Regions from separate parts of the Homo sapiens genome. Here region 1 is linked to region 2. The links are chromatin loops, found by intact Hi-C in ENCODE. Cell type or tissue: ascending aorta. All regions are shown on one strand.

Evidence for each region. Peaks named below come from ENCODE experiments on the same cell type or tissue, not always from the same donor. Only the 100,000 strongest peaks of a DNase experiment are listed, where the experiment ranks them.
Region 1: a loop joins it to region 2, with 2.7 times the contacts of the local background. A loop is called at or near these places in 7 of 110 quality-filtered maps.

Annotation. Positions count from the first base shown.
Region 1 is chr3:172,199,000-172,206,999 of GRCh38, reverse strand. All of the region lies in intron 3 of FNDC3B (fibronectin type III domain containing 3B), which reads right to left. Among named protein-coding and RNA genes, the nearest start is that of FNDC3B, 160 kb to the right of the region's middle. In ascending aorta, CTCF peaks have their summits at 3,816, 4,017 and 4,794; DNase peaks (open chromatin) are centred at 4,889 and 5,699; H3K27ac peaks cover 5,979 bases.
Region 2 is chr3:172,320,766-172,328,765 of GRCh38, reverse strand. All of the region lies in intron 11 of FNDC3B (fibronectin type III domain containing 3B), which reads right to left. Among named protein-coding and RNA genes, the nearest start is that of GHSR, 120 kb to the left of the region's middle. In ascending aorta, no CTCF peak of the experiment used is centred here; DNase peaks (open chromatin) are centred at 3,745 and 4,335; H3K27ac peaks cover 6,824 bases.

The sequences.
Region 1 (8,000 bases), 120 kb after region 2:
AGGTCCAATACATACAAAATAAGCAAAACAAAGGCAAAAAAGGCCAAAACAAAGATTCTTGGGGCAGAAAGCCAAGCTATTCTTTTGTCATAATCTCTCTCTCAAAAGAAGAAACCTGAATAAACTTTAGTTTTATAGCAAACCCAATATACTAAAACATCTTGATAGGTTTCATGTGGTCAATACAATGTGCAAAAATTTTAAGTTCAGTCAGTCGGTGTTTATACAAACTGCATAAAACATCACAATAAAGTGTGACCTATTTTTATTTTTTTATAACTCACTTTCTAAAATATAGTCTCCAGAATATACTTTTTTTTTTTTTTTTTTTTTTTTTTTTGAGATGGAGTTTCGCTCTTGTTGCCCAGGCTGGAATGCAATGGTGCAGTCTCGGCTCCTTGCAACATCCGCCTTCTGGATTCACGTGATTCTCATGCCTCAGCTTCCTGAGTAGCTGGGATTACAGGCGCCCGCCACCACCCCCAGCTAATTTTTGTATTTTTAGTAGAGACAGGGTTTTGCCATGTGGGCCAAGCTGGTCTCAAACTCCTGAGCTCAGGTGATCCACCAGCCTTGGCCTCCCAAAGTGCTGGGATTACAGGCATAAGCCACCGCGCCTGGCCTTTCAAGTACACTTTCTTTGAGATAGGATCCCAAGAAATAACTTACAAACAACATTATTCACGCAAAACCATTTTAGGTCCAATCCTCTAGCAATGGAACCATATGACCCCCTTTCCACTCAGGGCAACATTTCAGATAACCAGTAACTATTAAACATGGCATTAATGAGCTGCAATAAACATTACTCCTATAAAAATCATCTGAAACTGGCCAATTTCAATCATCCCTATAGTCTCTTGAGAAAAGCTACTTACACTAGGCAATAGTACTATTACCCTACGGTTGTAAAAATGTTGCTTCCAAGCTTTACATATAAACATATCCCCGCTCAATCCATCATCATAAAGAAATATGATTGAATATTTTTATATTAGCATCTAACTACATATAAATATCCTGATTTTATACTAAGATACCTCATAATGGTTGACTTTAAGTTTAAAATCAAGCTCTCAATTAAGTTCTGAACAAAATGTATTACCCAGCCCTATCTACTAGACCACAATGTAATTCAACCAATTTATAATAATAATAACCAGGAATTAATTAAATGTGGAACTTCTTTCTGTGACAAAAACAAAGAGGAGCAAACTTCTTTACCTACAGAATGCATTATCTTTCTGATCTTAGCCTCCTAGTACTTAGATTTTGATGACCTTCAGACACTTTTCCAAAACCATATGATATGATACACATACTCCAAGAAATAAAGGAAAGATAAATAGAAAACTCTACAAGGAGAATGCAGATTTCTTCCCTCGCCAACCGTAGTGCTGTAGTAATTGTGGCAGATACTGGGGCCATCCTCCTCTAACTTCAATTCCACACTCCACAAATGACTAGTTGTGAGATCCTAGGCATGTTAGTAAACCTTTCTCTGTGCCTTGGTTTCCTCACCTGTAAAATGAAGAAAGCAATGGTAACAATTTCACAAGATTGTCTGAGGAAGAAATTAGTTAACATATATAAAATACTTAGAAGAGTACCTGGCACATGGTTGGCTTCCCAGCTGGGCTAGCTGAGATCATTACTATTACATCAATGGCAGCCATGGTTGCCAGGCCCTCTCCTACCCCAACTGTCCCTGCTATTCCTGTTATATTTCCAGTAAGTTTAAAGAACTAGATTTTTCCATGAGTACAGTTAGTCCTGGATAAGAATACCCAGACAACCAAATGGTAAATACTGTAGCCTGGGCGGGGGATGGTAATTCTGGTTTTAAACTTTTATGGGTTATATATGCCAAAAAAATCATTTACTACAGGTAGGCAAATAAATACTGAGTTCTCACTGACTAAGGCCAGGCAACGGTTTACTGCTGCAGAGAACTACACAGAAATCTACCTTTCCACTCACAAAAGCATTCTGTCCTTCCCGTCTCTCTCCATTTCCACTACAATGCCGAGTGAAGCTGTTCAGTGTTGAACATGTACTCAATAAGCAACACAGACCAGAATGGTAAGTGTCCTGTGCATGCCATGTGCTCACTGAGTTTCATTATCAGCAATGTTGTTTTTCCACCCACTCAACCAAGGTTTCTGAAATTTAACACACAAAACAATGGGTAATTGCAAGGAATGCCACATCTTTTCCATGGGCTCTGTCCGCAGTTCATGCAGCGAATACTAGACTTTGCCAGAAGGTACTATTACTGTCAACTTATAGAAAGTGACTAAACTGACAACAACAAAAAAACCCACTTTATTTTCACCCTTTCATATACAATAGGTTTGTAACCCTAAAACTAAGAGACAGTTTATAAAGTAATCAAAACTCCTTCATATGTATCAATTAGCCTTTTCTTAAGGGATTATCCAGGTGGAATAAAACTCTGTCACCCATTTAATAACACATTATAAATGTATTCTATGCTTTTATTTTTGTCTGTGCATGTATGTATACATGCACAGAAATGGACCATGAGTTGGAAACTCAGAGTTCTATTTTGCTCAGGAGAAATAAAAAATATTCTCACAATTCTATTTGCCAAGGCAGCCTGGTTTATTTATGAAAACTTGGCCACAAATGGTCAGAATAAAGGCATTTCAATGGGGCTGTCTCTTTATTCCTTTTTCTCTGCTCTTTTCTCACTCTCCTTAAGAAGCGTCTCCGGTGCATGCTTGGTTTCTAAAGGTCTGATGAGACTATGGATGCTACAGTGAATGCTGAAGTCTGAAAGAAATATTTCTCTCTCCCTCGCTTTGAGTCAGAAAATTCTGAACACAAGAGGATCCATTCAAGGCATGATGGAGTGCCTCACAGAGGCAGCAATATGTTCACAGTTGGCAAACACAGATCTGTTTGGACAGTGAGTACAGCCATCCACTCAGCAAACATCAGCTTTCCTATTAGTTCACAGCAGAAAGAACGAGACGCTGGCGGCCCTTCTTTCAGACTCCAACACCACTTTGGGACAAGCCTTCTAAACAAAATGCCTTTGTCTGACAGTCACAATTCAGTGGGTCCCAACGGCTTTCTTAGAAGCTATGTCTGTCTATTCACAATCACATTCGGGCCCAAAAATCATTTGTAAAAGTCTGAAGGGAAAAAAAGTGACGGGAAATACCCCAATTTCATTGTGTAATAAAAGACAAGGGGTGCCTGAATGGCTTTACACCAATCACTAAGAGCAGCAGCTGGAAAGGTATGAAATGTATGATGGATTCTCATGGGATGTCTCTCCCCTTAGGTGCTTTTGGGAGCCTGCCTGTTGTTACCACTGCGATCTGGAAGAACACCAAGCATAATCTTTCAAAGAAAATCAGCGAAAAGATAAAGCAAATCAAAGGGCAAACCTCCTATTGAGTTTCATTCTTATGTGAATGTAACATCCTTCCCCATAAGGTTTCAAAATAAAATGCTTATGCAGTTTCTTAAGAATTGATGGCTCAGAAAGATAGAAAAACTGGCTAGGATGTTCTGTTATACCAAAATTTCACCAAATCCTCAATGTCATAAATAAATAAATTCAAAGAGAAGACAAACCGATGTCCTGTCTTGCTTTCTCCCGCCTTTGGGCATGAATTTGCTATCTGACCACTTGCTCCTACATACCTGACAAAAGAAACCCATCAGAATGACATTTTGTTTAGCATTAACACAAAATCCAAAATTTTAACAAGAAATTACAACATTCTCCTTTTAAAAATATGAGTAAGTGCCACAGGGGAAGGGGGGCAGGGAGAGAGACAATGTCCTCCAGGATGTTAGAGTGCCCACAGCTTGTCACATATTTTTATTGCTAAGTATTCATTCCCACTTCTATATATATCGAAAATAATGGGTAAATTTCAGAATCCACAGAACTCCCCATGTAATATGTTTTTAAGGACAAACACTCAGGAAAACTACTGCCAGCCCATGGCCGGCTTTGGTACAGCTCACAAGCTAAAAATGGTTGTCACATTTTTAAAGGGTTGTAAAAGAGTATGCATCAGAGACTGTATGTCTGCAAAGCATGTTATTTACCATCTTGCCCTTTACAGAAAAAGTGTGCCACACCCGCAGCAAACTATTAAAAAGGCTCAAGTAATAATTCTTAATTTTGTTTAAGCCAAATCATGAATGTGGAGCAAAATTATGAATGTGCTTTCAGGCAATCTCTTCCAGGGGTCATGGACCAGAGACTCAGGGGAAGGTGGAATGACCGCCCTGAGAACAGAAGGGTCTACACGGGAATCTACTCATTCAATAACAGATGGTTAATGAGACCATTCTTAAGACTTTATAAGAAGACAAATCTTGCATCCTTTGGGAAAGAGACCAATACACTGTTCCGTTTGGAGAATTTCTAACTTACAAAATTAGGAATAACCACTTGCCCTTACAAGGGGGTGTTAGTTGAATCAAGTGTGTCAAAGGATATGACAGAAAGTATCTAACAGGGGACGGGAGGGATCTTTACTACTATCATGTGTAGTTCTCTGGTCTTCTTGTAGAATACACAAAAGGAAATACTGGCCGAAAAAAAGCCAAAGCAAGGCAGAAGGCTTTATAAAATTCTTACTTTTTCTTTCTACATGCACAAATACAACCTCATACAGACCAGTCTGTATTGCTTAAGACTAAAGATTTCTGTGTTTTTCAATGAATAAAGGAAAGACGCCTTTTTGCAGGGAATGCTTAGCCCAAATTTCTAACTTACAAATAAAGAGTCATTAAAGAGAGGGAGGAAAAAAAGGGTACCGGGAAATTCTAGATGATGTAACTTCAAGTTCCTGCCTCATGATGGCCGACTCAACTCAGTCTGGAAATCTGGCATATGTGATTTGCCAGCTCAACTGCAGTTGCCTTTTAAGGAGCTCAAAATTTCATGCACTCAAGGGTTTATTTGTGAAGCCAGTCACTTTTTAGGAACTAATCATATATACATAATATTCTAAGTACAACATGTATCCAAGTTATTACATCATGCAAAAATGCACGAAGTAGAGCTGCCAGATAAAAGAGCACACCCAGATAAAGTTGAATTTCAAAAACACAGCAAATAACTTTTCATACCAGCATATCCCAAGTACTGCATGGGACACAATTACACTAAAAAAATGCTGTATATCTGAAATTCAACTTTAACTGGGCATCCCGTAAATTTATTTCCTAAATCTGGTAACCCTGCCATGAAAACATGAAGGCTATTCTGATATCCACTAAACAGCTGCCATCTTGTAACACGCCATGGTCTGGAGTTGGAGAAATTGCTAAGGGTGACTCAGACTCTCATTAAGTCAGCATTTCGTGCAAAGAATGGTCTAGAAAGATAGTTAATACCCACCAGGAGATTCCCATTGCTTTGCTTAGACAACCACAGGGAAATAAAAGGCCCATGATAGGGAAATCCTCTAGAGCTTACAGTACTGCTACCACTTCTCATGAGGTCACACTGAACAAAAGAGCCCAGTGGCAGAAGAACACTGCTGGGGAGCTAACTAAAAGGCCCACTCCACCGCACGTACGCACGCATATCCCATGTCCCTAATATGTCCAAGTAGTAGTGTTATTGTTTGTTTGTTGTTATGGGAGAAAGAAAAGAGGAAAAAAAACCTCACAGACACTCCAGGGTCTGGAGAGCAGCCAGAAGCAGGGTGGAAAAACTCCACCCTGCGCTTCCCCCACTGGGGCTGCAGCTTTCGTGAGAGGGCACCATGCCAGAACCCAGCCATTCTGGTAGGTTTCCAATGGAAGCGCTAACAGAACTTCACCGTAGGAGCCATTAGAGAGGCTGGCTGGGGCAGGGAGCTCTGAGAATATGGCTGGCCAAGTATTCAAACAGGAATAAGATAGTAAGCATAAAAATTCTGAACCACTGTTCAAACAAATCCATAAAGAAGTTGGTTTCCATTAACAAGTGTTATTCAAACTCTAGCTTTCTGCCCACATATGTGTACGGCAGAGATATTGAAAACAATTGCCACAAAGATAGCTCTTTTGTTAAAAATTAAACAAAAGAAAGGTACTCGGGTGCTGGGTACCCTTTTGAGAAAACGCTTCAAATTCTCTTTCCCCTCCCAAACAACAAGATCCATTTTTACCTAGTTTTCAGGTACAGTTTTATTTTTCAAGCTAGGTCACTTATCTGAGGGAATATACCATTGCATTCATTTGTTTAAACTACGGCTCAAATGACAAAAACAATTACAGATGCTCCTCCACTTAAGAGGGGGGTTACATTCTGATAAACCCAGCATAAGTTGCAAATATCTTGTCAAAATTGCATTTAATACACCTAACCTACCAAACATCATAGCTTAGCCTAGCCTGGCTTAAACACACTCAGAACACTTACATTAGCCTACAGTTGGGTGAACGCATCTAACATAAACACTATTTTATAATAAAGTATTGAATAACTCATGTAATTTATTGAATACTGTACTGAAAGTGAAAAACAGAATGGTTTGCACGGGTACTCATATGGTTTTTGCCAAATGCATATCACATTTGCACCATTATAAAGCCAAAAAATCACAAGTCTAACCATTGGGGACCTTCTGTATACAGCAGGTCTTTGAATAACGTTTCATTCAACATCATTTCATGATAACATTGATAAGAGAAAACAAAATTGACTCCTGGCCAAGGCCTCTGTGTGGAGTTTCCCCGTTCTCTTCTCCTCATGTCTGTGTGGGTTTTCTCTAGGTACTCCAGTTTCCTCTCACATCTGAAAGATGTGCACATTAGGTGCACTGGTGTGTCTAAACTGTCCAGTCTAAGTGAGTGTGGGTATGTGTTTGAGTGTGCCCTGTGATGGAATGACATCCTGTCCAGGGTGGGTTCCATCTGTTCCTTGTAATATCAGGATAGGCTCTGGCCCCCGCAACACTGAACTGGAATAATGGGTTAGAGAATGAATGAATGAATGAATGAATGAATGAATACAAAGTATTGTAAAACAGAAATGTGTAAAGTATATGGTAACCATACAAATGCACGAAACACAAAAGCGCGCAGAGAACCCACCATATTTATTGTTTGTTTGTAAACTGTGTGGTGGCAGGAGATGTTCCTCACAATTTTCACTTCGCAAACATTTATTCCTTAATTTAACCTGCCACCACCATGACTGCTGTCACTCACTCACTGGGTAAATAATTGTCTTCCTTGTTTTTATCAATCTTTCTTAAATGTGTGTATAGCTCACATTTATTTCCATGTTTACCATTAGAAATGTTTGGGGTCTTTGTTTAGAAGTTTGGTGATGTTTTGGGGGCCTAAAATATGCCACAGGAATTTAATTCTATTTATATCAATTAGCCTATGGTAAAATTAGTTTCATTATACATCATTTTGCTTAAAATAGCAGTTTCCAAGAACCTATTGATGACATTAAGAAAGGATTTAACTGTATACATAACATTTTCCTTGGTAAGTTCAATAGTGTTTTCAAAAATAAAATATTCTAGCCGGGCGCGGTGGCTCACACCTGTAATCCCAGCACTTTGGGAGGCCGAGGCGGGCGGATCACGAGGTCAGGAGATCGAGACCATCCTGGCTAACACGGTGAAACCCCGTCTCTACTAAAAATACAAAAAATTAGCCAGGCGAGGTGGCGGGCGCCTGTAGTCCCAGCTACTCGGGAGGCTGAGGCAGGAGAATGGCGTGAACCCGGGAGGCGGAGCCTGCAGAGAGCCGAGATCGCGCCACTGCACTCCAGCCTGGGCGACAGCGAGACTCCGTCTCAAAAAAAAAAAAATAAAAAATAAAATAAAATATTCTAAACAGCTTCCCTTGGAATATTAAAAATGAAAATGGGCCAAGCATGGTGGCTTACACCTATAATCCCAGCACTTTGGGAGGCTGAGGAGGAAGGATCATTTGAGGCCAGGAGTTTAAGACCAGCCTGGGCAACAAAGTGAGACCCTGTATCTACAAAAAAAATT
Region 2 (8,000 bases):
TCATCTCTAACATAAAGGCACTACAGAAAATTCTGTAATTGAGACAGGTAATTTACTGTACCTGTGGTTTTTTTGGTTAATAAAATAAAAAAAGGTCCTTTCAGGCACAAGACGATGCTCCAGTTAACGATCACAATTTCTAAGATCCTCCTCCTTACTTAGATTGGCCCAAACTGCCCAGCCTGATCAACCAAGAGTCTACTGCATCCACAGAGGGGTCACTGGCTCTGAAAATACACAGCCTTTCCCAGTAACTCCTGAGCACCTACAGACCCGTCTCTGCAGCTGAGTGTGCCATACAAGGCCCTCTCCAGCTGTATCTTTCTTGCCATGCAGTGGCCTCCAATACCTTCACAAGTACATTCTAGTGATGGTGTTTCTTCACTGATTGCTGCTACTGGTCACAAACCTTTGAATCATTTTGTCCACGTCTGCTTTGCTCATAACAGTGCTTTGGACAAACTGGGAGCTCAATCAATGCTTGCAGGGTGGAAGTGAATGATAAGCACTTGGAACATTGGTTGAATTAATCTATGTATATTACAGTCACTCTAAGTTTCTTGTCAGGCTAGAAATGTATTTTGAATGCCTTCCTAGCCTTATGTGATACTTCAAATTCGTTAAAGTAAAAATAAAACACTCTAGTGGGGTCTCGTATTAGGTTCAACAAGTAAGGAAAAAGTCTAACCGCCCTATGCCACACTCACAGGCATGTAATACTCTTATCAGTAGTTTGTTAGAATATTTCCTACCCATATCCACATTATCTTACTATCTTATCCATGTTCATGCAAAAGAAAACCATAAGCTAACATTGAGTGGATCTTAGCATTCTAACTGGACAGGCCCAGGGCCTTGAGCAATGTGTCTGAAGTTCTCAATTTATTTCACAAAAAACAAAGCAAGCACATTTTTTACGTAAACAAATTTAAGCATCTCCTTCCTTTCAGCAGGTCTCCAAATACCACTAAAACACATTCCAGGTGGTTTTAATTAAAAATAAAATGAACACACCACTAGCCTGACTGTTGCTACGGTGAGCACATTAAAAACAACCACACTGGCCGGGCGCGGTGGCTCACGCCTGTAATCCCAGCACTTTGGGAGGTTGAGGCGGGCAGATCACGAGGTCAGGAGATCCAGACCATCCTGGCTAACACAGTGAAACCACATCTGTACTAAAAATACAAAAACAAAATTAGCCAGGCTTGGTGGCGGGTGCTGGTAGTCCCAGCTACTCAGGGGGCTGAGGAGGGAGAATGGCGTGAACCTGGGAGACGGAGCTCGCAGTGAGCCGAGATCGCGCCACTGCACTCCAGTGTGGGCGACAGAGTGAGATTCCGTCCTCCTGCCCCGCCCCGCCCCCCAAAAAAATCACACCACATTCATCCTCCTCAAAGGAACCCCTTCCCCACCCACCTCCTAGAGCCAGGAAGCACCTTTCCCAATGGAAGGGAGTGAGAGTTCTAACAGTCTTTAAGATTGAAAGTTCATTTTATCAAGGGTTCAAGGTGCATTCAGATGCAACTTGGTGGCCGAGTTGGGGGTGTGCAGCAAGTAAAGCCTGACATTTCTCAGTTGCTCCTTGAGTGAACTCACTATGTGGCTGGCATGTCACACACTATGCTTACTTCAACCTTGAGTGTTGAGGTTGAGGAAGATGATTTATTCAAATGCATACACTTGAATAATTACACCCAGCATCCGATCACACTCTATGGGAGCCCTGGTATGTGTCGTATCCATTTCAGGCTGTGGCATGATCTACCTTCTTTCCTCCTCTATTTCTGAACTCAGAGTAAGCAGTGCAAGAAAGGCCCATCCTGCCATGGCGGAAGCTCTCATCCCTTCCAAACCCCGTGTTGGCTCCCCTTTAATGCCTCATTTTTCCTATTTCTTTATTTGGTCTCCTTTCCCCTTTTCTTGTGCTTAGAACTGTAGCCAGTAAAAAAAAAGTCAGTGTTTCTTACTAGGTTAATTTGCTTTAATACAGTAGAAACCAGACTGTTTGTGGCTCAAACGAGAAAAAGACTGGGGAGGGTTCGAAGGGGAGAAATGACTTTTAAGAGAGCCAGAGCACTCACGCTCACTAAAGAATTAGGAGAAGGGGAACTGTGTGACCTTCAAGACATCTTCCTATATTGCTAACATTTAAAAAAATTCTACTTGTGAAAGAAGTAAAAATGGCGCCAGTGCACTCCAGCCTGGGCGACAGAACAAGACTCCATCTCAAAAACAAACAAACAAAACATAAATCTTGGAGTCAGGACCAATTGTTAAAATCAGGAACAACTGCTATATAAACTACAACCCATATAGACAAAGCATGCCGAATTTTCTATCATAACAACTTCCAGGATGTACTACTATGTGCATAAACTTAGGGACACCTAGAAAGATCCAGAGTTGTTAAAACCCTGGAATTCAGTTTTGGAAGCATTGTCTGTAGAGTCTGTAGAGGTAAGAATACAAATATTTGACAGTTAAAAGAATTAAGGCTTATTGATGAATTTTTAGAAGTCATTGAGAATAAAACAAAAACAAGGGAAAGTAGGTTAAAATATTTCAGACATGAGAGAAGTTTTGAATAAAAGAACATATTCATGTATAACATGAAGTTTAATACAAAAGGCATATCTGGGCGGGGTGTGATGGCTCACGCCTGTAATCCCAACACTTTGGGAGGCTGAGGGAGGTGGATCACTTGAGGTCAGGAGTTCGAAACCAGCCTGGCCAACATGGTGAAACACCGTCTCTACTAAAAATACAAAGACATTACCCAGGCGTGGTGGTAGACGCCTGTAATCCCAGCTACTTGGGAGGCTGAGGCAGGAGAATTGCTTGAACCCGGGAGGCAGAGGTTGCAGTGAGTCGAGATCACGCCACTGCACTCCAGCCTGGGTGACAGAACGAGACTCTGTCTCTAATATAAAATAAAATAAAATGCATATCTGGAAAGAAAAAAATTAATGTTCACAAAAGTCACTGCAGTACAAAAAGTGATCTGCAGCTGAGAAGTTAACAAGTGAACTGGAGAAGGCCACTGGCTCCAGTGATCCGATGCCAGCGTGCTGGTCTGTCTACTGCGCCAGGCTCTCCGACGGCTCTGGAGCTTAAGCATTAGAGTAGAGTAAGTCCGTGTTCAAAGGCATAGAAGATTTGGAGAATCTGTTCATAAAACAAGATGGGTCCCAGGTTGCAAATAGCATTTATAAACAAAACATTTTCCTGTTCTTGTTGACAGAAATGGAGTTAAAAAAGAAAAGAGCTAATGCTTTAGAGGACTGAAAGATTCATACGAACTGACAGGAGTGATAAAGTGAATGTTTATCATTGTTTATCAGAAGTTAAATATATCCAAATCATTCCTGTCAGTGAAGTTTTAGAGATGGTAAATGACAACTTTCATATTTTATATGCTGTGTGGCTCCCAGAGATTTTGAGAGATTATAATCTATGGCACGTTCCCGCCTTTAAAAAATCTAATTTAGACTACACAGGATTACTGAGATACGCTGACTTGACTTCGGAAACTTAGTTGTTAATAATTTAAATTCAGCCTTGTTCAAAGTTCCCTACTAAAATATGGCTGCAGTAGAAATGGGTAACATCCTGACACTTTTCAGACCTGTTGTCATCAATGATCTGGTCACACACAGGCAGCAGGGACAGCCATGACTTAGGCCTAATCCTGGCCAGCTACGGCTGCTAGGCCACTTGTGGTGTGTCACACAGAGGAGAGTAAGAGCTTTCAAAGGGGCTGCCAGGGCCTGGGAGTCAGCTGGTCCGCAGGGCTGAGGGAAGAGACTCCTAGCTGCACTCCGCTTCTCTGCGCGTTGGTGGGTCAGGTTCGCAGCACATGAGCAGTCAGGATCAGAACCTCTAAGGTGACACTGGAGTCCCTGTTCTCAGCGGGGTATGGAAAAGATACTTCACCTGAATTAGAGAAACTGGTCAGAGTGAACACCATTGATCATTCTGGAACAGACCTAGCCACTGGGCTACTGACCTCACTGGACATGAACCAATATAACCCCAGCCAGTTCTGGCCTAACTTTCTACTGCCAGTGTCTGTGAGCCAAAAAAAGGGCAGATTTTCAGGGTGCACTGGCTTGTTTCCATTTTGCAACCTTGGGCATGCCCAAATGCTTGTTTCTGCAGCTCAGACCAAGTTCATTCAAGGGCAAGGTTAATCTTTCTTTACTACAATGTGAAGAAATCTTGGAGTACAAACCAACTGTGTGCAGACAAACCTTGAGGTGCTCAATCTGGCGCAGGATGACGCATTGCAAACGTGGGTTGTTTCCTTTCCCAAGCTGAGTGTTCCTCTTCGCACTCAACCTAATTCACAGTTGTTGCTTATCTATCTTCATTCCACACCCAGACCTAGCCTGAGAGCACCAATTCATCACCCTGGGGTAATGTTTTCCAACCAGGGACGAGGGTGTTTTGTCTACCACTTCTGGTCAAAACTGCTCTCCAGGAAAGGACTTGGCTCGCCAGTAAGTCGACTCATATTCACAGCATGCATCAGATCAGCCCTTCCCAAGCCTGGGAAGGGAGAAAGGGCTTTGCCTCTTTCTCCTTTCCAATCATCAAACAAAAATACATTGGGTATTATCCACATTCTAGACACCACTGGATCATCTTACTCTATGTTCCGTCCAGTGTGCCTTGCGCAAACCTGTCCCCTGATGTCATCATAACTCTTACCACAGAGTTCACCTGCCCTAAGCTGGACACCTCATTTATCTGAACCTGGGTAAGTGCCTCTTTCATTTCAAGATTCACATACTAAAGGAAGTCATCACCTTTGGGGGGAAGTCCCAGCCTAGTAACGCTTAGAATACTACATACTCTATGAGCACCTGCCTCCCCTTTGCTTCATCCTCATCCTCACTCACTTTTTAGAAGGGTCATGCATTTTTGGTTTCAAGTCCTAATTAATAATGGGAGTCTAGATATTGTTCTTGTTCCTACAGGGTCCTGCTAAATTCTGAAGAATGGCAATAACCTCCAACTTTTTGCCAGACTATGAAAGGCCCCAAACACAGAAAAAAAGGGGCAAGAGAAGGGAGCTTGGAGAGTATATAAAAAGCACTATGTGGCTACATAGCAGAGAATGATCAACCCCTGAAAACATCTCCAAGATGTGATTATAATCTCCAGGACAAAGACTTTTTCTTTTTCCCCCCACAAGGGAGAAATACTGTTTCCAAATATTCTACTTTTTGTGTGTGTGTGTGAGAGACAAGGTGTCTCACTCTGTTGTTCAGGCTAGAGAGCAGTGGTACAAACAGACCATAGCTCACTGTAGCCTCAAACTGCTGGACTCAAGGGATTCTCCTTCTCAGCCTCCTGAGTAGCTAAGATTATAGGCATGCACCACCACACCTGGCTAAATTTTCAATTTTTTTCTTTTTGGTAGAGATGGGCTGATCTCGAACCCCTGGCCTCAAGCTATCCTTCCACCTGAACTAGGCTTCCCAAAGTGCTGGGATCATAGGTGTGAGCTACCATGTCCAGCTCTGCCATTCTCCAAAATGAAATTTGGAGATAAATTATAAATATAAAATATTTTGAATATTTTAAGGAACATCTTTATTTTTTCTTTTACCCCCTTACTACCTACTTGAATATTTTTCAATTTCTTTCAAATTTGTAGTTAAAAAACAAAAACTGTCTGTTAAAGATTTTAAATACATTTATATTCCCTGCAAACAAACAAACAAACAAAAACTAAAACACTTTGCTGCACTATCATGAGTCACCTGAGGGAACAGAATACACGATCCTGCTTTTCAAGTACAACTGAGGCAGAGACATTAACTGGAGATAAACAGTCTGTTTGGGTTCCCTGCCCTTATCACTAAGGGAGCAGGCAGAGTGATCTCTTCCATCTGCTAGCTGAGAAGATTGGTATTTGAGAGCCACTGAGGCATGTCTCACTGGCTGGCTGAGTAGCACTGGCTATGAGGTATGAGGTCCATCCTGTCACTGTATTTCTGGGTACACATTTGCCCCCACTCTCCCTGTCTCCAGAATACTCAGAAAAGAATCAGGGATGGGAAAAAGAGTTACGTTGTACTTTTAAAGTATATGACCTTATATCTAACAGTCTTAGGTTATAGTACCTAAAAAACTGTATGTGCTATACAAAGATAAAGAAAAAAATATTTGTTAATGGTTTCTCAGGACCAAAAGGAGACAAGAGAAGGCTTATACCACAAGTGGTTACTTTAAACATGTCTAAAAATTCTGTGATTCCCTATCCATTGAGAAACAAAGTCTAAGTCTATGTCCCTTTCCCTTGAATGCGGGTGGTCTTGTGACTCTCTTGTAACCAAAAGGCTGGAGTGGAAATGAAGCCAAGGCTGGGTGTGGAAAGGTGTTACAGCTTCTAACTTTTGCTGGGACACCTGATTTTCGATTCTCACTACCCTGAAGCTGCCACGCTGTGTGGGAACCCCAGGCCATGTGAAGAGCCCCAGATAGGTCCAGTCCAAAGTGAGCACTGATGCTAGACTTGTGAGTGAAAACACTGCCAGAAGATTATTCCAGTCCCCAGCCAATGAGCCCTCCTCGCTGAAACTCTAGATATGATAGAGCACAGAGATGCCACTCCCCAGTGCCCTGTCCAAATCCCTAACCCAGAGTCCACAAGCATAAGAAAGTGATTGTTTGAAGCCTCTAAGTTTTGGGGTAATTTGTTATGCAATATTACACTCATCTATTTTGAAGTCTATATACGTTTATAGCATGAAGTTTTACCCCTCTGAATTTCTGCAAACTTTTATAAATTCCTCCTACACTGTAAACAGCTAGAAGGTGGGGGAATGTAATGTGCATGCTAGCATACAAAATAAATGTCTGGCTGGGCATGGTGGCTCACGCCTGTAATCCCGGCACTTTGGGAGGCCGAGGCGGGTGGATCACCTGAGGTCAGGAGTTTGAGACCAGCCTGGCCAATATGGTGAAACCCCATCTCTACTAAAAAAAATTTATAAAAAATAAATAAATAATAAACATAAAAAAATAAAAATACAAAAATACAATAATTAGCCGGGTGTGGTGGTGCATGCCTGTAATCCCAGCTACTCAGGAGGCTGAGGCAGGAGAATTGCTTGCACCCGGGAGGCAGACGCTGTAGTGAGCCGAGACTGTGCCACTGCACTCCAGCCTGGGCAACAGAGCAAGACCCTGTCTCAAAACAAAACAAAACAAAACAAAAACAAAAGCAAAATAAATGTGTAACATATGATGGGTCCTATTTTCTACATGCACTTAGTACATGCCTTTTCTTTCAAAGCCATCCACCAAAGTAAGGACCTCTCTGAATAATTTTAAAAGTTATTTTTGTATAAGCTAAAAATAGAACCAGACTCCTAGACGATAAAGATCAACCAAAATTGCCAATCAACAGCTATGCAGTTACTTCATCTTACAGAATCACATTTTAGATTGAAATAAGACTTTTAATAATGCTATCCCAAACTTAGAGAACTCTTGGGAGATTTTTAAATCCAGACACGCAATGGTCTCTAGGGGACAGTTTAGGTATGACATAGCCTAAAACCACAGGAGTCAACAAAGAAAAGAACATTTCAAAGGACTTCCTCATGTAACCAGCTTTCCACCTCTCTCTCTGGGTATCTGTTTACAAACATACAAGAGTTCCAGTGAAGAAACAAATTTACAGATGGTCTACCTACTTGAAAACTGGCAGCTAAGTATATAAAAAGTATTTGATTAAGATCATAAAATGCAACTAATATTTAGAGTATGTTTAAAAATATATTTGTTGTGTTGATTTGTAAAAGTGTGTAGTTGAAAGACTGAAAACAACAACAAAAGAACTTTTTCAAGTTAATTTTTCTTCTTTACTAACTTAGTATCCTCATAAAGCTTTCCTCAGTACTTGGGAAGATGAATCCTCTAAATGGGCTGGTTTCCCATTAAGGAACACAACTCATGGCTCATTCTATACATGTAACTCACAC